Regions from separate parts of the Homo sapiens genome. Here all the other regions are linked to region 1. Evidence: chromatin contacts called from ENCODE Hi-C or POLR2A ChIA-PET data. All regions are on one chromosome and are shown on one strand. Each heading gives the region's core, a stretch centred on a gene start or an enhancer-like site at or near the end of the contact. The rest is flanking DNA. Distances are from core to core; before and after follow the strand shown. Region 1 holds the start of DNAJC7 (DnaJ heat shock protein family (Hsp40) member C7). Region 2 holds the start of TUBG2 (tubulin gamma 2). Region 3 holds the start of PLEKHH3 (pleckstrin homology, MyTH4 and FERM domain containing H3). Region 4 holds the start of PTGES3L-AARSD1 (PTGES3L-AARSD1 readthrough).

Evidence for each region. Hi-C counts contacts between places; a loop is a spot of excess contacts on that map. ChIA-PET counts read pairs that join two places held with the same protein, here RNA polymerase II (POLR2A). Pooled maps may share reads with other maps.
Region 2: a loop to region 1 is called in a pooled map, with 3 times the contacts of the local background. The contact joins the promoter of TUBG2 here to the promoter of DNAJC7 in region 1. A Hi-C loop is called at or near these places in 2 of 50 pooled maps. POLR2A ChIA-PET finds 5 or more read pairs at or near these places in 2 of 52 experiments (OCI-LY7 and activated CD4-positive, alpha-beta T cell).
Region 3: a pooled map shows a loop between it and region 1 (6-fold over the local background). The contact joins the promoter of PLEKHH3 here to the promoter of DNAJC7 in region 1. A Hi-C loop is called at or near these places in 4 of 37 single-sample maps with no recorded cell type and 9 of 50 pooled maps. POLR2A ChIA-PET finds 5 or more read pairs at or near these places in 1 of 52 experiments (activated CD4-positive, alpha-beta T cell).
Region 4: a pooled map shows a loop between it and region 1 (5-fold over the local background). The contact joins the promoter of PTGES3L-AARSD1 here to the promoter of DNAJC7 in region 1. A Hi-C loop is called at or near these places in 2 of 37 single-sample maps with no recorded cell type and 6 of 50 pooled maps. POLR2A ChIA-PET finds 5 or more read pairs at or near these places in 4 of 52 experiments (CD4-positive, alpha-beta T cell, CD8-positive, alpha-beta T cell, activated T-cell and 1 more).

The regions. Positions count from the first base shown.
Region 1 is chr17:42,013,821-42,019,911 of GRCh38, forward strand. It overlaps DNAJC7 (DnaJ heat shock protein family (Hsp40) member C7), which reads right to left and starts at 3,619. Exons shown (of 14, transcript NM_003315.4): 1 at 3,520-3,619. The coding sequence starts at 3,596. It also overlaps a transcript of NKIRAS2 not described here. RefSeq lists enhancers at 2,828-4,027, 3,138-3,187, 3,258-3,667 and a silencer at 3,778-3,927.
Region 2 is chr17:42,657,730-42,663,740 of GRCh38, forward strand. It overlaps TUBG2 (tubulin gamma 2), which reads left to right and starts at 1,555. Exons shown (of 11, transcript NM_016437.3): 1 at 1,555-1,823; 2 at 2,105-2,217; 3 at 2,420-2,587; 4 at 2,910-2,978; 5 at 5,244-5,323; 6 at 5,648-5,774. The coding sequence starts at 1,775. RefSeq lists enhancers at 1,387-2,154, 1,512-1,571, 1,582-1,651, 1,702-1,771.
Region 3 is chr17:42,672,499-42,679,032 of GRCh38, forward strand. PLEKHH3 (pleckstrin homology, MyTH4 and FERM domain containing H3) reads right to left here and starts at 4,496. Exons shown (of 13, transcript NM_024927.5): 1 at 3,904-4,496; 2 at 1,856-1,911; 3 at 1,436-1,515; 4 at 1,145-1,336; 5 at 901-1,058; 6 at 678-798. The coding sequence starts at 4,065. It overlaps CCR10 (C-C motif chemokine receptor 10), which reads right to left. Exons shown (of 2, transcript NM_016602.3): 2 at 6,391-6,534. RefSeq lists enhancers at 4,787-4,886, 4,907-4,956, 5,087-5,166, 5,147-5,648, 5,649-6,148 and 1 more and silencers at 1,537-1,586, 1,637-1,756, 4,277-4,336, 4,427-4,676, 5,537-5,616 and 2 more.
Region 4 is chr17:42,976,968-42,982,907 of GRCh38, forward strand. It overlaps PTGES3L-AARSD1 (PTGES3L-AARSD1 readthrough), which reads right to left and starts at 3,561. Exons shown (of 17, transcript NM_001136042.2): 1 at 3,079-3,561; 2 at 2,583-2,696; 3 at 2,411-2,477; 4 at 2,203-2,301. The coding sequence starts at 3,215. PTGES3L (prostaglandin E synthase 3 like) reads right to left here and starts at 3,113. Exons shown (of 7, transcript NM_001261430.2): 1 at 3,079-3,113; 2 at 2,583-2,696; 3 at 2,411-2,477; 4 at 2,203-2,301. The coding sequence starts at 3,086. It overlaps RUNDC1 (RUN domain containing 1), which reads left to right and starts at 3,598. Exons shown (of 5, transcript NM_173079.5): 1 at 3,598-4,107. The coding sequence starts at 3,610. RefSeq lists an enhancer at 3,525-3,594 and a silencer at 3,665-3,914.

The DNA.
Region 1 (6,091 bases), core at 2,369-4,868:
TTTCACTCTTGTCGCCCAGGTTGGAGTGCAATGGCACGATCTCGGCTCACCGCAACCTCCGCCTACCGGATTCAAGTGATTCTCCTGCCTCAGCCTCCAAGTCGGTGGGGCTACAGGCATGCACCGCCATGCCTGGCTAATTTTTTTTTTCTATTTTTAGTAGAGATGGGGTTTCTCCATGTTGGTCAGGCTGGTCTCAAACTCCCGACCTCAGGTGATCAGCCTGCTTTAGCCTCCCAAAGTGCTGGGATTATAGGCATAAGCCACCGCGCCCGGCCAATGTTTATTCTTCTAAGGATGTCTGATATGGCAAAAAGTTAAACTGATTTTTTTGTTTATTTCACTTATTTTCCTTTTTTTTTTTTGAAATGGAGTCTCACCATGTCGCCCAGGCTGGAGTGCAATGGTGTGACCTTGGCTCACTGCAACCTCCGCCTCCCGGGTTCAAGCGACTCTCCTGCCTCAGACTCCCGAGTAGCTGGGATTACAGGTGCCCACCACTACGCCCAGCTATTTTTTCTATTTTTAGTAGAGATGGGGTTTCACCATGTTGGCCAGGCTGGTCTCAAACTCCTGACCTCGTGATCCGCCCACCTCAGCCTCCCAAAATGATGGGATTACAAGTGTGAGCCACTGCACCCAGCCAATTTTCCTTTTGATTTGTGCAAAAAAGTGGTATATAATAAATAACTATGTTTAAGTCTGTCGAAAACAGTGCTATATATGAGAAACATAAAAGTCTGATAAGAATGCATTTTTTTCTTTTTTTAATTGATTTTTTTTTTTTTGAGACGGAGTTTTGCTCTTGTTGCCCAGGCTGGAGTGCAATGGCATGATCTCCCCTCACCACAACCTCTGCCTCAGCCTCCTGACTAGCTGGGATTACAGCATCACCCCACCTGGCTAATTTTTGTATTTTTAGTAGATGGGGTTTCACCGTATTAGTCAGGCTGGTTTCGAACTCCTGACCTCAGGTAATCCACCCGCCTTGGCCTCCCAAAGTGCTGGGATTACAGGTGTGAGCCACCACGCCCAGTCTTTTTTCTTTTTTTAATTAATTTTTTTCTGTCACTATTTGAACTACAGGAATAATGCATGTTGTCATGTTTAATTTACAGTTACATTTTCTTAGTGACAGATAAAATAATTTGCATTCTGCAATCAATGACTTTTTTTTGAGATGGAATCTCACTTTGTCACCCAGGCTGGAGTGCAATGGCCCGATCTCAGCTCACTGCAACCTCCACCTCCTGAGTTCAAGCGATTCTCCTGCCTCAGCCTCCCGTGTAACTGGGATTACATGTGTGTGCCACCACGCCCCGCTAATTTTTGTATTTTTAGTAGAGACAGGGTTCTGCCATGTTGGCCATGCTGGTTTCAAACTCCCGACCTCAGCTGACCCACCTGCCTCGGCCTCCCAAAGTGCTGGGATTACAGGTGTGAGCTACTGCACCCAGCCTAATGACACTTAAATTCCATGAAATAAGGTAGTTTACCTTATTTTGTTGTACTGCTATCAAATACCATGTTTTGTGTGATGTGGTCACATTACAGCATAACCTATTTTATTATATGTCTTCAGGTTCATTTACTCCAATTTTATGATAGACTATCCTCTAAGGCTGTGATTGAAGAAATGTATTTGCTTAAGATAGGAGGCTATGAAATGAAGTCCAAAATAGGGACACTCTACATCAGAGATTTACAATGAGTAGGGTGAGTTTTTAAAATTACCTATGGCCAGCCCGGCACAGTAGCTCACGCCTGTAATCCCAGCACTTTGGGAGGCCGAGGTGGGCGGATCACGAGGTCAGGAGATCGAGACCATCGTGGCTAACAGGGTGAAACCCCATCTCTACTAAAAATACAAAAAAAAAACAACAATTAGCCGGATGTGGTGGTGGGCACGTGTAGTCCCAGCAACTGGTGAGGCTGAGGCAGGAGAATGGTGTGAACTCAGGAGGCGGAGCTTGCAGTGAGCTGAGGTCGCGCCACTACACTCCAGCCTGGGCGACAGAGCGAGATTCCGTCTCAAAAAATAAAAAATAAATAACCTGTGGCCAAATCCCTATTTACAGTATAAAGAACCACTGAACTCTTTCCAAATACAAGTAAATCTCTACAATTAATTTAAGCTCCGTCTGCACTGGGAGGAATTTTGTTTCCCATTGTGCAGCTCTTTAATGATGTATAAGGGTTGATGATGCTTAGCTTTAAATATCTAGGAAGAAGTAGGAACAACATGAAAGCTCAAAATTAAGAACAGAGACTGGACTCTGGTGTCCTGGCTTCTCTGATATCCCAGGGGCCTATTACACTTTGTCAGGCCCCTCAGCTCCCAGCAGATCAGGAACTTGAGATCTGGCTGTGGTAACCACCCTCAAGCTTGATAACTATTCATTGCGTCCGAGTACTTCTTATATTTCGAACTCATTAGATAGTAAAAATCTCAGAATCCTGATTTCAGATCTCATGAACTAATTCTACATCACCGCCTCAAATTACCCAGCCTGAAGACACAACGGGCTTGGTATGAAGATATAAAGTATGTTGCAAAGAGACTGAGGGCACTGTAGATATCTTGAACAAAAGGGTCAGACTAACCCGCAGCTGATAAGGAAAGGGCTCCAAACTTCTAGAACCTTCTTGTCAATTCTGCTTTAGGATTAGAACAAGTATGACTACCCACAACTCTGTTCCAACCCCACTTCCAATAATCTGGCCTAACTGTTGCCAGAATCTAGAGCGTTCTCGAAAACCACTCACTCAGCAGCTCCCTTGGCTAGTCCGACTGGCAATCTCGAACCACTGCGGCTGCTTCGGAGTGCCAACAGCGCCCAAGCAGTTGCCCTCTTCCTTGGTGCTTAACTTAAGAAAGAACAGTGCTGGGAAGGATAAAGATCACCCAGGAAGGACAGGGGAAGAGGAGTCTGACGTAGAGAACACGAGATAAGCCCCTCGCTCTTCCTTTTTTTCTCTGTCATCTTTGACTTCTGGGATAACCGGGGGCAACCAGGTCAATTATGGAGACACACAATCACTTCGAACCCAGACTAGTGATCGCTGGGGTATAATTACAAGGGAAAACGGGGTGAGGAGAGCAAAGGTTTTGGAGACGGAAAGTGCAGACAGGCAACAATGCACAGAAGTTAACAAGAGAACGCGGGGGTCGGGGGCGATGTAAGGAAGTCGTCATCGACGCCGCGCCGCTTCCCCCACCTCGCACCAGACCTCTGAAATTGCCCTCGGAGACTCGGCCTCTCCTATAAGGACGATCGTCCTCTCAGCTGGAGAACAAGGCCATGCCTCAGCTCCTACGCCAGGCGGAAGCGGGAGAGGAAGGCCGACCCCCAAGAGCGCCCCTTCAGGGGGTCCATCCGGCCTTGATCTCAGATGGGGGGGTGTTTGCGGAGGGCGGGGCATCGCCTCAACAGCTGGGGGCTGCATCATGGCAGGAACGAGTTTCCCTGAGCCACGGAGCTGCAGGTCGCCTCCTCTACTACCCTGCTACCCGGTTACCTCTTCGCCTCTTGGTCGTCGAGCAGCTCCGGCTCGGTCGCCGCCATTACCACATCGCACTCCGCGGCAGCCGCCATCTTACCGCCGGGACCAGAGAGCTGGGTGGGAGGCCGGCGGTGAAGAGCACTTCCGGTTGGAGCATAGAGCAGCTCCGCGGCGCCGCGCCCAGAAGGGCTCCCTCGGGCTCGTCTACCAGAGAGAGGCTCCGCTTGGGGCCAGAGCGGCCTCCCGCCCCCGGATGTCCACGGTGGTCTCCGCGCCGGGGCGGGAGCCCAGGGGCTGTGCCGGTGCGTAGGCGGCGCCACTTTACCCGTGGGTGGGAAGGCGGGGTGTACCGGTGGTAGCCTCTCTAGGGCTTGGCTGCTTTCAGTATTCCAAGAGCCTCATTGCCATAGCAACTTCCAATCCTAGAGAGTCTTCCTGAAAGGCTCCGTGGAGTCTGGGTTGCGTGGGGACCAGGTGACCCAAGACTCTGTAGGGAAGGAGTCCCCACTGCTACCTTTCCGACCTTGGAGTGTGTCCACAGCTTCTTCCCGGGAAAGTCAAGAGACACTTTGAGCTCAGTTCCCCCAGCTTTCATCGTTCTCTGGAAGCCCTGCCCAGTCAAGCCAGGGGAACGCAGGGCGTCTTCACCCTGCGCCTTTCATCCACTCCGGATCTCCAAACACCAACTGGTTCATCACCCTAATGACGCTGACCCTTTTACAAGGCTCCTTTCATGTCAGCCGCCTGGGAGTGCCATCTCAGCATTAAGCCTAGGAAAGCTGACACATGGCGCCCCAGACCCTGCCCTGGAGTTTATAAGGAAGCTCGCGGGGTGAGGTCCTTGCTCTTGTGTCCCCAGTACTCCCACCTCTTATATAAACTCTCTACTCATCACGCTTGCCTTGCCGAATGCGGTCTGGATTGAGAATTCATAGGGGACAAGGGCACAGTTTAACTGTCTTTGTTGTTATTCCCTCACCCAAACGACTATTTGTGGAGCTGAATTAAATTGGAGCTTTCTGGGGTTAAATTGGAGGAGTATGAGGAGTAGCTTTACAATGTAAAGCTAAGAGTAAAATAAGAAGAGGGCAAAGGAATTTTAAAAGGATTTACCTGTTTGTTCCAGGAAAACAGCATGTGCCAATGCTCATACTCTGCCTATCCCAGTGTGGAGGGAGCTGAAACCACAGCGACCACTGAGTAGGGAGGGATAGGACAAGCTCACTAGGTTGGAAAGGAGGGGTCATTCGTTGAGCCAATCACTCAGCCCTTTCCAAAACGCCTACTCTGTGCTAGGTTGTGAGGGCACAAGACTTACAGACCACCTGCCCTGCCTGCCAGTGGCTCATAGTCCAGTCTAATGCTAGCCAACCTGTCTCACCATCTTCCCACTTTATGTTCTATCTAAGGCAACTCATTTATTCCCACAGCTTTACTTCCATCTGTTGATGACTCTCAACTTTTCATATCTCCAACCTAGACCTTTCTTCAGCTTCCACAGCTGTATATCCAACTATCTACTGGATATCTCTTGTATGTTTCACAAATCCCCAAGGCTTACCATATTTAAATTTAACTTTTTCATTGTCTACCCACACCTCAACAACAGAAAAAACAAATGTTGGATGTAATTATTATCTTTCCTAAATTCCGTATCTTGTTAAATGGATTAAACCATTCTCACTCTTGGCTTCCAATTTGTTGCCAAGTTTTGTTGATTCTCCTACCAAATATTTCCCAAATCTATCTCCACCTTTCCATCCCGATTCAGGCGCTCATCATTTTTTAAAATCTTGGAATAGGCTGGGTGTGGTGGCATGCATCTGTAGTCCCAGCTATTTGGGAGGCTGAGGCAGGAGGATCACTTGAGCCCAGGAGTTAGAGGCTGCAGTGAGCTATGATCACACCAATGTACTCCAGCATGGAGAAAAGAGCAAGACCCTGTCTCAAAAACGGCAACAACAACAACAACAAAACAACAGAAAAAAAAACTTGGAATACATCAATAGTCTCCTAATCGGTCTCTAATTTCATCTCTGTTCAGTCTTCCCTCTTCTGCCAGAGTGACCTTCCTCAGGGACTGATCATGTCTCTTCATTGGCAATGGCTTTCCATTGCCGTCAATTTGATCTCTTTGGCCTACCACACAAAGCCTTTGATTATCTGTTTCTTTTTTTAAATAATTTAATTTGAGTACCAATATTTAGGTCCTTTCTACCACCAATATTGAACCCAAGTTCTCATAGTTTCAGAAAATGCCATGACTTGTAGCCGTTTCCTCCACCCTAGAACACCCTTTCCCCCAGGCCCTTCAGTGTCTGCTGACTCAACGTTAAATGCCCTTTTGCTGTGCTCCACAGCACCTCAGTAGTTGTTAGACATCTAGCTTCTCTAGACCGTGAGTTCTGATGGGCAGCCACCATGTCTAACTCGTCCACTTTCTCTCAGTATATGGCCCTGCACCAGGCACAGACAGATGATGCTCAGAAAACATTTGACGAATAAATGATTGAGTAAACGAAGAGTTACTGTACTCTGATCGCCTTTACAGAGAGAACATCTGGGCCTCAGAGACACCAGAACACCC
Region 2 (6,011 bases), core at 305-2,804, 640 kb after region 1:
TTCTAGATCAGGCTACGTTTCATTCCATAAAATAAATAGAATGAGTGTTCAGATGAGTCAAGCACAGGTTAGTTTTTATGGACAAAAAAGGGTAGAGAAAAATAGAAACAGAAGGAAAAAAAGCAGATGGGTCCTTTCAAAGTTACTTTTCTTGTAAAAGGACTTCCGTATCATGCCGGCTCACACTGGCTTGTTTGGGGTTTTGGCTCTTCCTTCCCTCTCCTGATTCCTCTGAAGGTTTGATAAACAACTTAGTGTTGCTTAGTGACATAGAACTTTAGCGTGAGTGACTCCATTTTGGTTTGGTCTGTTGAGCCAAGCACAGGAGCTCAGTGCAAATCAATGGCCTCCTATAAAATTTATTTAACTGAACCCTTGTGCATTGCTGGTGGGAATTTAAAATGGTGCAGCTACCATGGAAAATCGTATGGCGATTCCTCAGAACATTAAACACAATTACCATATGATCCAGCAATTCTACCTCTGGGTGTATATCCAAAATAATTGAAAGCAGGGACTCGAACAGATATTTGTACACTCACATTCAAAGCAGCAACATTCACAATAGCCAAAAGGTGGAAGCAACCCAAATGTCCATGGAGGGATGAATGGTTATGCAAAATGTGGTACATCTATACAATGGAATATTATTCAGTTGTAAAAAGGAAGGAAATTCTGACACATGCTACGAAATGGAAGGATCTTGAAGATATTATGTTAAGTGAAAGAAGCCAGACCCAAAAAGACAAATACTGTATAATTCCACTCATATCAGGTGCCTAGAGTAGTCAAGGGGAAGTTACTGTTTAATCGCGATAGAGTTTCAGTTTGGGAAGATAAGAAAGTTCTAGAAAAGAATGGTGGTGGTGGTTACAGAACAATGTGAGTGTACTTGGTGCCACAGAACTGTATGCAGTACTTACAAATGGTTACAATGGTAAATTTAGGCCAGGAGTGGTGGCTCATGCCTGTAATCCCAGCATTTTGGGAGGCCAAGGCAGGAGGATTGATTGAGGCCAGTAGTTTAAGACCATCTTGGGCAACACGGTGAGATCCCCATCTCTATAAAAATACATTTTAAAAATTTAAAAATTAGCTGGGCGTGGTAGCACACGCCTGTAGTCCCAGCTACTCGGGAGACTGAAGTGGGAGGATCACTTAAGCCAGAAGTTCAAGGCTACAGTGAGCTATGATCGCGCCACTGCACTCCAGCCTGGGCGACAGAGCGAGACCCTTCTAAAAAATAAAAAGGTAACATACATGTGTATGTATTGTAACACCATTAAAAAACAGAAATTTAAACGAAGAAAAGTTGGCTTCTAGCCCTTTGATCTAGCAAAGCTGACAGTGTCCTCACCTACCAATATAGGTAGATGACTCCTTACACGTGGACAAGCACATCCACCTGGCCGCTTCTCCCCTTTCCTCCCCTCCCCCGTTCCTCTCCTCCCCAACACATCCAGGTTCCGACCCTGCCACCCCCAACGAGTCTCACTGCGCAGGCGCGGAGCGGTGGGCAGGAGCGGGCGTGGCCTGACTCTGCGCCTGTGCGGAATTCCAGCTGCGACTGCTGAGGGAGAAAATGATGCCCAGGTTGGGCTCCCCGGCCCACCGGCCGAGGAGAGGCCTGCGCTGCACACGCGCAGACCGAGCATCCGCGTCAAGAGGCGAAGAGAGCGCGCGCTCCCCACGTCCTGCGCTCCTGGCTGCCGGGCATTCGTCTCAGCCGTGACTCTCGCCAGGCCGGGGCTGGCGCGCCCACGTCTGAAGAGCGATGCCCCGGGAGATCATCACCCTGCAGCTGGGCCAGTGCGGCAACCAGAGTGAGCAAGCGAGCGCCGGCCCCGCCGGTCTCTGGTTCTGCCCCTTCGGGTCCCACCCAAGTGCCTGGCTTCCACCAGTCCCCCTTTCCCTTCCATGAACCCCCTGCCCTGCTGCTCTGGATAACCCAGACCGAGAGCTGCGCCTCCAGCCCGGGGCTGGGGCAGCTACCAAACCCAGGCATCTTGGGTCCACCCTCTGATCGTGTCAGCCTCTGAGACTAAAACTGGGCTCCTCAGGCCTTAAGGCTCCAGCAGACCCGGGCATCTCCCCCCTCCCCCAGTTGGGTTCGAGTTCTGGAAACAGCTGTGCGCCGAGCATGGTATCAGCCCCGAGGGCATCGTGGAGGAATTCGCCACCGAGGGCACTGACCGCAAGGACGTCTTTTTCTACCAGGTGCCCCCAGCGACTTGGCCGGGGGCGGCAGTGGCCCAAGGGGGCGGAAGGGAAGGGAGTGGCCTGGTACTGGGAACCCCGCTGGGCAGTAGGGCCAGGCGGCTGGCTTGAGGAGGGAGGGCCGGAGGGAGCCAGAGTTGGGAGGACTTCGGACTTGGGCCGCCCTAGCTGATTGGGCCCCCTCCTGGACTCCCCTTGACAGGCAGACGATGAGCACTACATCCCCCGGGCCGTGCTGCTGGACTTGGAACCCCGGGTGATCCACTCCATCCTCAACTCCCCCTATGCCAAGCTCTACAACCCAGAGAACATCTACCTGTCGGAACATGGAGGAGGAGCTGGCAACAACTGGGCCAGCGGATTCTCCCAGGTGTCCTAGCGACCATTCCAGAGACCTTTGATATTCCCATCCAGAGGCAAGGCAGGCTCAAGCTACTAGGAATTTGACCTGACTGACAGAAAATAAGAGACAAAAGGATGTCCCGAACAAGAGGGACAGCCAGGGAGAGGTTTATGCAAATTTTGTGCAAATCATTTGCAATAGTAGCACTTCTGGGTTGAGGGCTACAGCCTAGGCTCTGCTTCAGGGTGGCAACAATATTCCAGGGTAGACAGAATTCTTGGTGCTGTGCTGAGAAAAGATGCTCTCTGGAACCTTTGGCCTGACCCTCCCTTTCCATATCTCTATACAGGGTGAGAAAATTCATGAAGACATCTTTGACATCATAGACCGAGAAGCAGATGGAAGTGACAGTTTGGAGGTGAAGTTATGGAGTGGGGGAAGGAATGGGCAGGGAGGCCGAAGAGTGCTGGGGACAGGTCAGGAGGTGGCCTGGATAGGTAATATGAGGGGAGCAATTCAATTCAAAACCCGTTTATGGAGCATCAGATGTGGGATATTGAGGTGAATAAGATATAATCTTTGTTCTCAAGGAAGTCATAAATCTGAATGGCACCGGCCCCTTAGGCATGAGTCATTCAGCTGCTTCTCCAGCTCCAAACCTTCCCAAGGAGCCTCAGCCTGGATGCATAAGAGGAAGCTTTGAGACATTGGCGTTTTGGGAATGGAGAATGAACCAAGCCGAAGTCTCTCCCCCAGATCCTTGGAGACTGCCTCTCCATCTCTCCCCATGCTGGGTGCGATATGTTCCTGGCTTACAGCTCTTATAACCCATGTAATTTCCTAAGGGACTAGAGCAATAATAGTATGTTTTGTTAAAATATTTGACCTTTTGTCCTTGGTTTCTGAAACAGCTCCAGAACAGCTCCAGAGTGATAAAGGTGAAAGACAGTCTTTTGTTATTTATAACAAGCCCGTTTCTTTTAGTTTAATCTTTCATTTTATTTTAATTAGTTAATTTTACTAACCACTGTACTAAGGAGGAACAAGTGCCTTTCAACCAAACCTGAGCTTATGTTAAAGAGGCGATTTTTGGAAAGTCCCAGATAGCCACTGGATGGGGGGCTGGTTGCCAGGGGAACAAACCTGGTGCTCTGAGGGTTGGAATTTACAGGCCCACCCCTCACCTCTGGGGAAGGGAGAGGGGATGAAGATTGAGTAGAGCACCAATTGCCAATGATTTAATCGGTCATGCCTGTGTAATGAAGCCTCCATAAAAATCCAAAAGGACTGAGTTTGGGGGCTTCCAGGAAGGTGAACAAGAACACATCCACAGGCCAGGAGGGTGCAAACCCAACGCCACAGGGCAGCAACTCCTATGCGCCGGACCCTTCTAGAGCTTCCCCTCGGTATCTCTTCATCTGGCTGTTTATTTGTATCCTTTAAAATATCCTTTATAACAAATGGATGAACGTAAGTAAGTGTCTCCTTGAGTTCTGTGAGCTACTCTAACAAATTAATTGAACCCAAGGAGCAGTCCTGAGAACCTCGATTTATAGCTGGTTGGTCAGAGGCACAGATAAAACAACCTGAAGCTTGTGTTGGCATTGGAAGTGGGAGAGTCTTGTGGGACTGAGCCTTCACTCTGTGGGATCTGATGCTATCTTCAGGTACAGATACTCCTCAACTTACAATGGGTTTATCAGGATGTAAACACATCACAAATTGAAAATATTGACTAGGCACAGTGGCTCATGCCTGTAATCCCAGCACTTTGGGAGGCCGAAGCAGGTGGATCATCCGAGCCCAGGAGTTCAAAACCAGCCTGGGCAACATGGTGAAACCCCATCTCTGCAAAATATACAAACATTATCCAGGCATGGTGGTACATGCCTATAGTCCAAGCTACTTGGAGGCTGAGATAGGAAGATGCCTTGAGCCCAGGAATTCAAGGCTGCAGTGAGCTATGATCACACCACTGCACTGCAGTCTGGGGGACTGAGTGAGATCCTGTCTCTAAAACCAAAACAAATTTGAGGACAGGTGCGGTAGCTCATGCTTGTAATCCCAACACTTTGGCAGGCCGAGGCGGGCAGATCACTTGAGGTCAGGAGTTCAAGACCAGCCTGGCCAACATGGTGAAACCCCGTATCTACGAAAAATAAAAAAATTAGCCAGGCGTGGTGGTACATGCCCGTAGTCCCAGCTACTTGAGAGGCTGAGGCAGGAGAATGGCTCGAACCTAGGAGGTAGAGGTTGCAGTGAGCCAAGATCGGGCCATTGCACTACAGCTTGGGTGACAGAGCAAGACTCCGTCTCAAAAAAAAAAAAAATTGAAAATACCGTAAGTAGAAATGCATCAGGTTATAACCCAATAAGCCCATCATGAAGTTGAAAAATTGTAAATTGAACCATTGTAATTCAGATGCTTCTTGATTTAAGATGGGATTATGTCCTGATAAACCCATCATAAAGCCAAAACATCTTAAATTAAACCATCCTAAGTCAGGGACAGTCTGTAGGTAGTCCAGAATTGAAGTGAATTAGTGGATACCCAGCTGGCATCTACTGTAGAATTGACTGCTTACCTGATGTGTGTGGTAAGACCCCACCCATCTGGTATCAGAATTGTGTTGTGAGAGTGTGGCAGGAGAAACTGAGTCTGTTTATTCCTGTATACACACAGGGCTTCGTGCTGTGTCACTCCATCGCTGGGGGTACGGGTTCTGGCCTGGGCTCCTACCTCCTGGAGCGACTGAATGACAGGCAAGCCTGTGTTTGGGGAGAGGGCATTAACCCTGGTTCCCTGAGTAATGTCATTGCTTTTTTCTCTTGAGCTAGAAAGTCTGCCACTACCCCTTTTGAGTCATAGGGACAGACCCACCCAAGGACCATGTTGGAAGCTATTTTGGGGGGTGGGGGTTTACCTGTGGAGGGGAGGGGATCTACAGAGTTTGAAGCTTTCAGGCTTATCCTTTTTGGCTCTGAAGACTCAGTTCTGCCCTCACCCCTTTTGTACAAAATGGCACATATGGGCAGTGATGGAGGGGTCCTTCCGGTTCACTATGCCACCATCCTCTTTTCTCTCAGGTACCCCAAGAAGCTAGTGCAGACTTATTCAGTGTTTCCCTACCAGGACGAGATGAGCGACGTAGTGGTTCAGCCCTACAATTCACTCCTGACACTCAAGAGGCTGACGCAGAACGCAGATTGTGTGGTGAGCAAAGAAAGAGTTGAGGGGCTGGGTGTGGTGGCTCATGCCTGTAGTTCTAGCACTTTGGGAGGCCTAGGCAGATGGATTGCTTGAGCTCAGGAGTTCAATACTAGCCTGGGCAACATGTGAAACCCTATCTCCACAGAAAATACAAAAATTAGAGCTGGGTGCGGTGGTTCACACCTGTAATCCCAGCACTTTGGGAGGCTGAGACGGGCGGATCACCTATGGTTGGGAGTT
Region 3 (6,534 bases), core at 3,246-5,745, 660 kb after region 1:
GGGTGGCAGGGAGGGGAGGGTACGAACGACAGGAAGAGTGAAGGGAAAGCAGTGGTCCCACGGAGCCAGACTCTCAACCTCTGCCTCCCAGGAATCCCCTTCCCAATCCCACTAAGCCTGCATTTGGACTTAGGGAGACGGACGGCCGGGAAGGGCTGTAGATTCACACCCCAGATTCTGTAACTCCATACTGAGGCTCACCACCATAGGTCAGAAAACAGGCTGGACTAGGAGTCAGAAAACCGGGGTTCCTCTCCCAGCACCCTTTAATCCTCTAACTTTAGGACCTGGGCCAGTCACTACACCGTTTAGGGAGAAGTACAGTTGGATGAGGCCAGCACATTCTACAAAAGTGGTAGCTTTTCTACCACTTGTAAAGGTAATATGGCATAGTCTCAAGAGGATAATGAAAAAATAGGGGAGTGTACAAACTCCTGAAGGAACATCAGTAGTCAGAATGAGACCCATAGAGAAGGTGGCCAAAGGGGGCCCTTTTGTGTGTGCTGGCTTCCTCTCCTCCACCCTGGCCAGCTTCCAGTTTCACCTTCATCCTTCGAAAAGTGAGGAGCTGGCAGGTCCATGAAGGATGCTTAGATCCCTGCCAGTTAAGGGATTCAGATTCTTACCTCTGAACCACCCCATCCCATCCAGGGGACTTGGGCCATGGGACCACTCACCTGGGGCGCTGACTCCATAGGGCAGGGGCAGGAGTGGGGCATACAAGGCTCCACTAGTGTGTCTCAGAATCGGGTTCCTCAGGTAAATGAGGGCAACGGCCTCTGGGTCCCCGCAACTTTCCTAGGGGGCCAGGGAGAGGGTCACCTTGATGGGGAAGGGAGTTCCTCACAACCCCAGAAAGCTTTGGGGTCCACCACTCTCCTGGCTCTCCCTGGTGTGTACCTGTATGTCCCTGAGCAGTAGCTGGGTGGGGGTCTCCAGGGGTGCCTTGGAGGCGATCACTTCCCGCAATGCCACCCCCCAGCGCTCAGCCTCTGCCTGGCGTGGGGAGCAGAGGCGGACACTGTGTTTCCGACCAGACACAGTCACTGACCACAGACCTGGGGAAAAGAGAGGCCAGGGAGGGCCATTAGGGTCTGCCGGGGCCCCTGCCTAGGAAGGTAGGAGAGTCCCCAGGAGGTCTCACCTGTCTCCTTACGCCTGCGCTCTGGGCCGGTCACCGAGCACAGGCTGGTGAGCACGAGGCTCCCGAGACGCCGCGCCCCTTTCCCGCTGCTGCTGAACTGATCCAGGGAGTCCCGCGTGAGCACAAACCAGGCTCGGCGCGGGGGCAGCCAGGGCCGCGCCCCTCCTCCGCGGGGCTCCCGGTACAGCCAACCTGGGGGCCGGAGAGGGAGGGAAGGGACATCAGTAGAGACATTAATCCCTAGGGGGTTGGGATTGGGGGCCTCCAGAGTGCACTGAGGGGGGTCTCTACCTTTCACAACGATGTCCGGGTCGTCCTCCGGCAGCCCTTTCTCCGGGATGAGGCTCCAAGTCTCCTCCCAGCTCTGCAGCCTGGGCCAGAGGGGAGGGAAGGTTGGGTCTCCACTCTGCCTCTAGGGGGCTCCTCTGTAGGGGCTCCCCAGACCGCACGGGTGTCTGCTCCCAAGCTGGGCACCCCTCCCCCAGGCTGTGGGAACCGCTGGGCCATTCTGACCTCGAACCAGAAATAGCCCCGACCCCCCTCTTTCTCCCCGCGCCCCCAGCCGGACCGCCCCCCGGGACCCCAGCCAAACCACAGCGTCCGGCATAGGGCCTCTCCCTTATTGCACAACCGCTAGGGGAGACAGAGAGGATGGGGGTCCCGGGAACATGCTGGGGTCGCCAGACTATGGGACGTAGGGGCGTAGCTCACCTGTTGGAGACAGGCCCGCTCCTCACTGGCTGAGTCAGCGTCACTTCCAGGGGACCCTGGGGAGACAGGCGGGGAAGCCCTCAGGGTCAGAGCCCTTCCTGCGCAAGGTTCGTGCCTTCTGCCCTCAGGACAGGGCTGCTCAGGGGATTGAGGAAGGAGGAGTCACAGAGTGGGGTCGTGACTAGGGTGGAGCACGCTGGAGCCCCTGGGCTCGCCCCTCCCGCCAGTCTTAACAGGACAAGCTCTTCAGAACAGCAGGAGCTAAGGAGCCAAGGCTCCTCTCAGTTACCCTTTGAAAATACAATCAGGGGTAGGGTAGGGTGGAAAGAGCACTGGGCAGAGAGTCAGGAGACCTGGGTTCCAATTCCCGCCCCACCACTAACTCACTGTGGAACCTTGGGCAAGTCTCTTCCCGTCTCCGGGCCTTAGTTTCCCCATCTTTGAAACAGGAGAGGTGAGCTCGTTCTGCCAGGCTCCAAGGCACCCTCTCCTCCTCATTTTCCCTTCTTCCACACTGCCTCCCTGGCCAAGGCAGGACAGGTGGTAGGCACAGAGGTGAATGAAGGGCAGAGGGACCCTTTCAGTATAGGGCTTTCTCCAAAAGCGTCTTACATTCTCCCATAGACACTCCTGAGACTCAATGGTGAGCAGAGACCCTGCCCCTTTGCTGGGGCTTAGGAAGGGCGGGCCAGACTGAGGAATGGCACACCCTCTGGAGGCAGGTGTAGTTCAGGGTTTTGCCCTCCCCCTCCCCCTCCTCCTCCCTTCCCCCTGTCCTGGAACTTCAACTGTAGACTGGGGTCTGAGAGAGGCCACAAACCCAACCCGGAGGCCAGTCAGGCGGGAACCGTGCCATCCTCATATTGCTCCCAGACTGCTAGAGCCAAGAGGGGGAGGTGGGGGAGGGGGCCAGGGACACCTGTCCCCAGGCTCAGGGAAGGGGGGAGTTGAGGTGGAGCATGAGGGAGGCAATGGCCTGGTAAAGCCGACCCTGCCCAAGCTGGAAGCTTGGGGACGCCTGGGTCCTGCACCCTTCCTACGTGAACCTCCACCTATTTTCTGGAAGGTCTGAGTGGGGCTGTCAGCCACACCACATGTGGCAGGTACTGACCACCCTCTTAGGCTAACTCCCCTAATCGCAGTGCCCTGCTTCCCTCCCTCCCCCCTCCTCTATATTTATCCACCCTCCGCCTCCGCCAGGTGCTGGCGCCGGCCCCGGCGGCGCAGCCCGCCCCACCCGGGCACCGAGCCACTGGGCCTGCTGGGGACCCCTGCGCGGGGGATGGGAGCCTGACCCGGGCCACAGCACACGGGAGTCTGGCCGCCAGTGTGCAGGAGGGATGGGGGAGGAGACGTCAAGGGATGGAGGTCTCCCACACCAATCGTGCCTCCGTTTCCCCACGGGGAGATTCGACAAAACCAGGCAGCAGCCCAGTGTCCCTCACCATCCATCCCCTCAGGGGTTTCCCAGGAGCCTCACCCGGGAAAGCCGAGAGTTCTGTCCTGAGTGGCAGGGTAATGAGGAGGGGTCCTCAAAGAGCTCCCACCTCCCTCTCCTTGGGGTCCCCGCCACAGACCCCAATCCTGGGATGACTTCTCCCCCTCGTCCAGGTCTCCGCAGCGGGAGCTCTCGCATCTGGCCTCCGCACTTGCGAACTGGGAGCGGAGGGGGACCCAGGCGTTCGAGCCGCCCAGCCGGCCTCGCCACATTCCTCGGCGCTGGCGGAGGCGGAAGGAGACGGGATGGGACGCGGGCCCAGCGGGGAAGGGAGAGGCAGGGCCAGGTCGGGCCACGCGTGACGCCTCCCCTGCCTCAGGGCCCCCAGCAGGTGGATAGCGCCCAGCCTGCAGCGGGAGGCCCACAGGCACATCCCGAGTAGGGCTGCTGCTCCGAGAGCTCCCGGGGGCTTTGGCCCCCAGGCAAAAAACTCTCCCTCATCCCTAGTTCGCCAAGCGCGCAGCGTGTGGCTGGAGGCTGGAGCGGATCAGCGTGACGGCCGGTTACAGCGAGAGTGATTGAGACGAGGCTCCGAACCCCCGGGACTTACCCTCCCGCCGCCCGCTGGACTCGGGGTCCGCAGCTCAAAGGTTTCCTCGTCCTCGTCCTCGTCCCCGTCCCCGCTAAGCTCGCCGTCCCCGTAGTCCCGGTGCAGAAGAGTGAAGCCTCGACGGCAGCAGAGAAGCCACCATAGTCCCCCGGGGAGAGGCATCCGGGCGAGGAGCTGCGGATGGGGGCGCGGGCAGCCGCGGCCGAGCAGTAGGGGGTCGGAGGAACTGGCGGGGCTCCGACCCGAGCAGGGGAAAGATGAGGTGGGAGGAGCAGAAGGGAGAAGAGGACAGGGAGGAGGCAGTGTCCTGGGCTGGGGTGCAAGGGGACGCTAGCCAGACGCTGAGGGGGGCTCAGTGTCTGGGCCCCCGGAGGGGGGAGGGGGAAAAGCGTCCAGGGCCCCGGGAGAGGAGGGAGCAATGTCCGGAGCTGGGAAGTAGTGTCCGTTGGAGTGTCCAGCCCTGTGGGGGGCAGTGTCCGGTGCAGCGTCCGAGGTGGGCAGTTGTCCAAGCTCCAGGGAGGGTCGTGTCCGGTAGGGCGTCCGGTGGCCGGGGCCCGGGCCGCGCGCGCTGCGCTCCCTGCAGCCCCGGGACTGGCGCGCTGGGGGCGCGAGCACAGAGCTGGGACCCCGCCCCCCCGGCCCCCTCCCTCCCGGGGGGCCCCCCCTCTCTCTTCTTTCTCTCCTCCCTTCTTTACTAGGCAGGGTCCAGGTTTCGTCACAGTCTCCTCTGTCCAATCCCTGTGCCTGGCGCCGGGCGCGGCTACCAATCAGACGGCTGAAACCGCGTTGGGTTGCATCATGTGCCCCTGGCTTGGTGACAGCGGGGAGGGGCGGGGAAACAGGGAGGGAGGGGACGAGGCTATGTTAGCCACGCCCCAGTCTCTGAGGTCGGACGCGGGGTGCTAGTGACGTCACGGAAGCCCGCCTTCAGGCTCTTGTTTTAACTCTTGGCTCACCAACCAATTAAAAACCCTGTTGAGGAGTTTTGGCACAGGACAGAGGAAAACCCAACTGCCGCTCTCTGAACCCCTGTCTCGTCTCAGGGTCCCTGAGAAAGGGAAACGCCTTGGCTACTAAGAGGATGTCCAGACCTGCGAGGACACAGCTCTGGAGGTGGCCCTCCACGTCTGGGGAGAAGGAGTCCAGTTTCTCCAGTTTCTCGGTCTGATTCAGCTCTCCCCCACCCTTTTTTTTTTTTCTTCCAGACAGGGTCTCGCTGTCTTGCCCAGGCTGGGGTGCGGTGGAGCCATTATAGCTTACTACAGCCTCGAACTCCTCGGCTCAAGGGATCCTCCCACCTCAGCCTCTCCAGGAGCTGGGACTACAGGCGTACACCACCATGCCTGGCTAATTTTTTAAATTTATTTTTTGTAGAAATGGAGTCTCACTATGTTGCCCAGGCTGGTCTTTAACTCCTGGGCTCAAGCGATCCTCCCAGCTTGGCTTCCCAAAGTGCTGGGATTACAGGTATGAGCCACTGCACTCGGCCTCACCTCCTTTTCGAGGTGAAGGAGTTGAGGCAGGCACTCTGGGAAGGTGCAGACCTAGGCCGGAAATAAAATCGAATATAGAGCTCACAGCTCACCGAACTCAGCTGGGGAGACTGACTTGGATTCTAAGGAATTCTGTGGTCTCCGAATACAGTGGAGGCCTCTTAGGGCTAATATCCTGCGGCTCTGTATAGGAAGGGGTTAACTCAGGCGCTAGGCGGCCGGGGCGGGGCCGCGGCCTCCGCGGGCGCGCGCGCGCGTTGCTGACTCAGCGGCGATTCCAGAGATCTTGGATGGAGGGTTCCAGGTCGGTCCCCAGTGGCTGGCGTGTGGGACCCTTTGAGGATCGGCGCCGTCTCCGGGCCTTCCCTGGATCCTGGCCCCTAGAGGCCGTGGGGGACCCCTTTTCGCCGCTGCTGCGGGAGGCTCTGAGGACTGCTAGCCTGGGCAGGGCTGGGCTGGGCGGGGAGGGGCGGGGAAGGGCGGGACGGGCGGGGCCGTCAGGCCAGCACCTCCCTTGAGACCTCCTCGCCACGCCCCGCCCTTCTCGACCCTAGACTCCAGGCTGGAGCGGTGGGGACAGCTTTGCTGACCGATATTAAACCGCGAGAACTGTCGCACGTGAACACCATCCTGCCCGTTGTGATTGTGTAAAACAAAGACCAGGAATCAATGCGAGCGTGTCTAGGAGGCCATCTCGGCCGTGGCCTCTCTCCACATGAGAGTGGCCTGTACTGAGAGATTACCTAGGAATGGAGATACCACAACCATCTTCCAGGTCTGGATCCCAGGCCCTTGCCTGCAGAGAAGTTTTTTCCCATATCCAACCTCTCTCTTTCCGGCCAGCTCAGTGCATTTCCTCTGACCCAGTCCCCAGAGAAGATGGAGAACAGCAAATATCCCTCACCCCCACCACACCCGTGATAACTACTCTGGAAATTTGCAGATTGCAATCCCTCCTAGGTTTTTCTTCAAGGTGGAAAAACTTCAACTCAAATTTTACAATTCATTTTTTCATTTTTTCTTTCCATCACAGACACTAGGAAGGGATTGTAAAGTGGTTATGAAATCCAAACGCCCACCAAAAACGGGAATCCCCTGCCCCTCCCCCTCCCCCCACACCACGCAAAGGCCCACAGCG
Region 4 (5,940 bases), core at 2,311-4,810, 960 kb after region 1:
CCTGGTTGTAAGCCACTACTAGAAAGAATAAGAGTCATCAGGGCTAGGTGTGGTGGCTCATGCCTGTAATTCCAGCACCCTGGGAGGCTGAGGCAGGCAGATCACCTGAGGTCTGAAGTTCGAGACCAGCCTAGTCAACATGGCAAAACCCCATCTCTACTAAAAATACAAAAAATTACCAGGTGCGGTGGCTTACACCTGTAATCCCAGCACTTTGGGAGGCCGAGGCGAGCAGATCACCTGAGGTCAGGAGTTCAAGAGCAGCCGGGCCAACATGGTGAAACCCTGTCTCTATTAAAAATACAAAAATTAGCTGGGCATGGTGGTGGGCACCTGTAATCCCAGCTACTCAGGAGGCTGAGGAAGGAGAATCACTTGAACCCAGGAGACAGAGGTTGCAGTGAGCTGAGATCACGCCACTGCACTCCAGCCTGGGTGACAGAGTGAGACTCTATCTCAAAAAAAAAAAAATACAAAAATACAAAAATTAGCCGGGCGTGGTGGCACACGCCTGTAATCCCAGCTACTCAGGAGGCTGATGAAGGAGAATCGCTTGAACCCAGGAGGCGGAGGTTGCAGTGAGCCGAGATGGCGCCATTGCACTCCAGCCTGGGCAACAAGAGAGAAACTCTGTCTCAAAAAAAAAAAAAAGAAAAGAAGAAAAAGAAAGAAAGAGAGAGAGGGGGAGGGAGGAAGGGAGGGAGAGAGAGAGAGAGAAAGAAAGAAAAGAAAGAAAGAAAGAAAGAAAAGAAAGAATAAGACTCATCAATTAATTTCTACAGTGGAAACTACTTCTGGGACTGGAATATAGAAAACAAGAATTGGCAGAGGCCGGGTGCAGTGGCTCACAGCTGTAATCCCAGCACTTTAGGAGGCCGATGCAGGTGGATCACCTGTGGTCAGGAGTTTGAGACCAGCCTGGCCAACATGTTGAAACACTGTCTCTACTAAAAATACAAAATTAGCTGGGTGTGGTGGCACATGCCTGTAATCACAGCTACTCGGGAGACTGAGGCAGGAGAATCGCTTGAATCTGGGAGGCGGAGGTGTAGTGAGCTGCGATCATGCCATTGCACTCCAGCCTGGGCAACAAGAGCGAAACTCCGAATCAAAAAAAAAAAAAAAAAAAAAAACAGAAAGAAAAAAGAAAAAGAAATGGCTGGGCACATTGGCTCACGCCTGTAATCCTAGCAGTTTGGGAGGCTGAGGCGGGTAGACCACCTGAGGTCAGGAATTCAAGACCAGCCTGACCAATATGGTGAAACCCCGTCTCTACTAAAAATACAAAAATTAGCCAGGCGTGGGGGCACAAGCCAGTAATCCCAGCTACTCAGGAGGCTGAGGAAGGAGAATCGCTTGAACCCGGGAAGTGGATGTTGCAGTGGGCCAAGATCGCGCCACTGCACTCCAGCCTGTGCTACGGGAGTGAGAATCCATCTCACACAAACACACACACAAAAAGAATCAAAGGTTTTGATTGTGAGTTGCAGTAAAGGGAAAGACCATGTTCATAGCAGTGCCAATATCTGAAGTGGAGTCTTACACATTTCATCACCTACAACGAAAGTAAGTTAACTGGGAGAGATTACCAAGAGAGTAAAAAGAGACTCAGGACAAATAGCTAATGTATGCAGGACTTAAAACCTGCATGACGGGTTGATAGATGCAGCAAACCACCATGGCACACGTATACCTATGTAACAAACCTGCATGTTCTGCACATGTATCCCAGAACTTTAAGTTAAAAAATAAGCCAGGCGCGGTGGCTCACGCCTGTAATCCCAGCACTTTGGGAGGCCGAGGCGGGCAGATCACCTGAAGTCGGGAGTTCGAGACCAGCCTGAGCAACAAGGAGAAACCCCATCTCTACTAAAAATACAAAATTAGCTGGGCGTGGTGGTGCATGCCTGTAATCCCAGCTACCCAGGAGGCTGAGGCAGGAGAATTGCTTGAACCCGGGAGGCGGAGGCCATGGTGAGCTGAGATCACGCCACTGCACTCCAGCCTGGGCAACAAGAGTGAAACTCCGTCTCAAAATAAATAAATAAATAAAAATAAAAAGAGAGACTAATACAGTTGGAAAAAAAAGATTAGGCAGGACTTGTTGAGTGATTGAATATTGGCTGGAAAGGAGGCAAGGACAATCCCAGCTGTAACCTGGGTACATGGAGAGAAGAAGCAGGCCACTTTCCACACACCCACCTTGATATCCTCCTTGGTAAGCCGCGGCCAGGCCACCTTTTCCTTCCATTTTCTCACAAAACAAGTAATAGAGCGGGAAGAGCGCTTATCCTGGGAGTCCTGCCAGATAGAGAGCCTCATTCTTAGGGTCTGGGGTTTAGAATTAATCTCCAGTTTCCCTGGGCAGCCCGGTTTCCATCCAAACCTTACTGTCCCATTTCACCCTTACCTTGGAGTTCACTTTGGCATAGAACTCAATCTCATTGTACAACTCCACTCCATCGGCATTCTTGCAGCTGAGGAGACAATGAAGCTGAGGAGATGCGGAATACTCCGTGTGGGGACATTAGGAAAGGGGTAGATTCCTGGGAAGCCAGGCCCTCGGACGGCAGGGCCACTACCTGAACACAATGCGGTGATCCTCAATAAGCACGTGGACATCGGTGCTGTCCTCAACACAAAACTCCATGAACACATACCTGGGCCTGTCGTACCACAAGGTCCGGGCGTGCTGCCTGAAGAGAAGTTGAGGTGTGGCTTCATAGGGGTGGGAGAGGGAAGACTGAGGTCATTTGGGAAGGGACTACCCAGGGACCTTTGATGCCACAGTTTTTTCAAAGTGGAGCTAAATGAGACAGAAGGGGTGAAAGGGAAGGGAATGACAGGAGTGGGTGGGTGTGGTGAATGTGAACCTGGGAAGAATAGAACGTGCAAGACTAGGAAACTAGGAGGTCAGGGAGAACATTCAGGTCACACCTTCCCTCACCCCACAGTTACAGAGACCAGGGGTCCGGGGCTCCCGTGGGGCCTCACAGAACCTGGAGCGCCCAGAAGACTTGGAGCAGGGAATCTCCAGGGAAAAGGGCCAGGGGGAGCACCGGAGCCGGAAACACTCACCGTGCCATTGCGGCTCCCGCTCCAGGGTGGCATTTAGAGTTCCAGGCAGGGGCCGCTATCTTTAGATCCTGGGGACGCCCCCAGCAGCTGCCTCTCCTTATATGGTCGGGAGAGCAGTTGAGAGGAAGAGAGAACATGACCTGGCAGCCAAGGGATCTGCACTCTGGAGATACTCTGGGACAGCTTCATCCTTGCAGCCCTTCACCGTGGGGTCTTCAGAAATGCATAGACTATGAAGAGACAACCCATCTGCTGGAACCAGGGCAAAGGCTGCCCTAGACGCTACACACAGGGAATGACTTTTCCCCGGTATCATTCACCTGTTTCTCCGACGCTTACTGCTCAGTGTCTGATTCACAATAGGCGCTCAATAAAACATTATTGTCCTGAATTAAATTCCCGGGGAAGGCGCGCCCTCGGGGACTTGGGTACTTCAGGCCCCGCCCACCACTCCCCTGGGGTTCCAGGCCACCGCGCCGTTGCCATGGCAGCAGGGGGGCGCGGCTGACGTGCGGTGGTGTTTCCGGGAAGATGGCGGCTGTCGAAGCGGCTGCAGAGCCGGTAACGGTGGTGGCGGCTGTTGGGCCAAAGGCGAAAGACGAAGAGGAGGAGGAAGAGGAGCCGCTGCCACCGTGCGAGGCGGTGCGCTGGGCCCCAGTGGGGGCGGTGGCGGAGGCCCGGCCTGGGGCAACCGCGTTTTTAGAAGAGGCGACGGCCGAGGAGCCTGGCGCGGCCCCGGGCTCCCCGCCGGATTCGCCGGGCCGGACGCTGCGGCGGCTGCGGGCAGAGCGGCGGCGGCTGGACTCGGCGCTGCTGGCGCTGTCCTCGCACTTCGCGCAGGTGCAGTTCCGCCTGCGCCAGGTGGTGCGCGGGGCGCCGGCGGAGCAGCAGCGCCTTCTGCGGGAGCTCGAAGACTTCGCCTTCCGCGGCTGCCCTCACGTCCTAGGTTACGAAGGGCCCGGCGACCCCGCCAGCGATGAGGGCGATGGGCTGCCAGGGGACCGGCCATGGTTGCGGGGCGAGGACCAGGTGAGTGGCTGGAGCCGGGCCGCGAGGAATATGGGAATAGTGGGGTCGTGTGGGTGGCGATCCAGACCCGGATGATGGTGCATGCGGGGAGAAGCCTCCCCGACTCGGTCGGTGAGTACGTGTGTCGGAGACCAGGGGACTGGAGTGCGGGGCCGGCTGAAGGGCAAGAGGACAGAGGCCTGGGAACCTGAGGGTGAGCGGTGTGCACGGAGGATGTGGAGAGATGTCGGTGCGTGATGACGTGAGTGGTAGAGGAGCGGTGAGCGAAGTGAGTCGTTGAGAGGGCAGCAGAGCAGCCAAGAGCAGTGCTGCGCCCACTCACCTTTCCCTCACGTATCTCAGTCTTGAACACTTTGGCTGCTAGAGGACCCCGACTCTGGGGATTGGGAAAATTGGCAAAGGAAAGGAAAGTGAGTTGGAATCCGTGGAAATTTAGGTTAACTCCCTGTCCCTGCTTTCCTGAAATCTAGGCAGTCTTTACACTTCTTTGGGTGGGAGTTTGGATTAACAGCAGGGTCTCTTAGTAACTGAAATAAACACAACTCTTGATTAGATAAATTTCCTAATGTTGGAATTTTTCCTTTTTAAGAGACGGGAGGGTCTTGGTATGTTGCCCAGGCTGGTCTCGAACTCCTGGTCTCAAGCCATCCTCCCGCCTCAGCCTCAGGACTACAGGCGTGTGCCACCGTGCAGGCTATAATGTTGAAATTTTTAAACTCTTCCTCCATCCTGCTTAATCATTAGGCATTCTGAATGAGGTCCTCTGATAACTGACAAGATCGATTCAGTGTGCCTACCCCAGAAGTAGTGAAACTATGTATAAGACACCAGGTAAACGTTTCCTTACAAGCTTTGCATCTCTGGAAGTGCACAAAGTGCTGGCTTTATTGGAAGTGTTGAGGTACACTGCCTTTTCACTTTTTTTTTTTGAGACAGAGTCTCACTCTGTCACCTAGGCCAGACTGCATTGGCGCAATTTCTGCTTACTGCAACCTCTGCCTCCTGGGCTCAAGCAATCCTCCTGCCTCAGCTTCCCCAGTATCTGGGACTACAGGTGTGTGCCACCACACCCAGTTAATTTTGTTTATTTTTTGTTGAGGCGGGGTTTCACCACATTGCCCAGGCTGGTCTCGAACTCCTGAGCTCAAGCGATCTGCCCTCCTCAGCCTACCAAAGTGCTGGGATTAGAGAAGTGAGCCACCATGCCCCATCCCTTTTCACCATTTTATTCTTCAAACTACAATCTACATGTGGCTTTCTTCCCACTTACATTGGTTTTAGCCAAGAAGATTTATCAAGCAGATAATGATTTGTTTATTTTAGTCTGAACTGTTTCCAGTGCAATCCTGTGTTTACTGTTCCACCCTTCTCCACATACCTGCAACTCCTTACACAAGGAGCAGCCACCTCAAACTGTCAGATTTAAGGGCTAGAAAGGGGTGGACAGCACCAAAGGTTCTACATGATAGGAAACTCTGTTGTTCATTTTCACCTTTAGAAACAGTAGGCCAACCCCATTTTCCATGATGTGATTATGACACATTGCATGCCTGTAGCAACATTTCATGTACCCCATAAATATATACACATACTATGTACCCATAAAAATTAAAAACTAGCCCAGCGCAGTGGCTCACGCCTGTAATCCTAGCACTTTGGGAGGCCAAGGCGGGCGGATCACCTGAGGTTGGGAGTTCGAGACCAGCCTGACCAACATGATGAAACCCCGTCTCTACTAAAAATACAAAAAAAAAAAAAAAAAACTAGCCAGACATGGTGGCACATTCCTGTAATCCCAGCTACTCGGGAGGCTGAGGCAGGAGAATCGCTTGA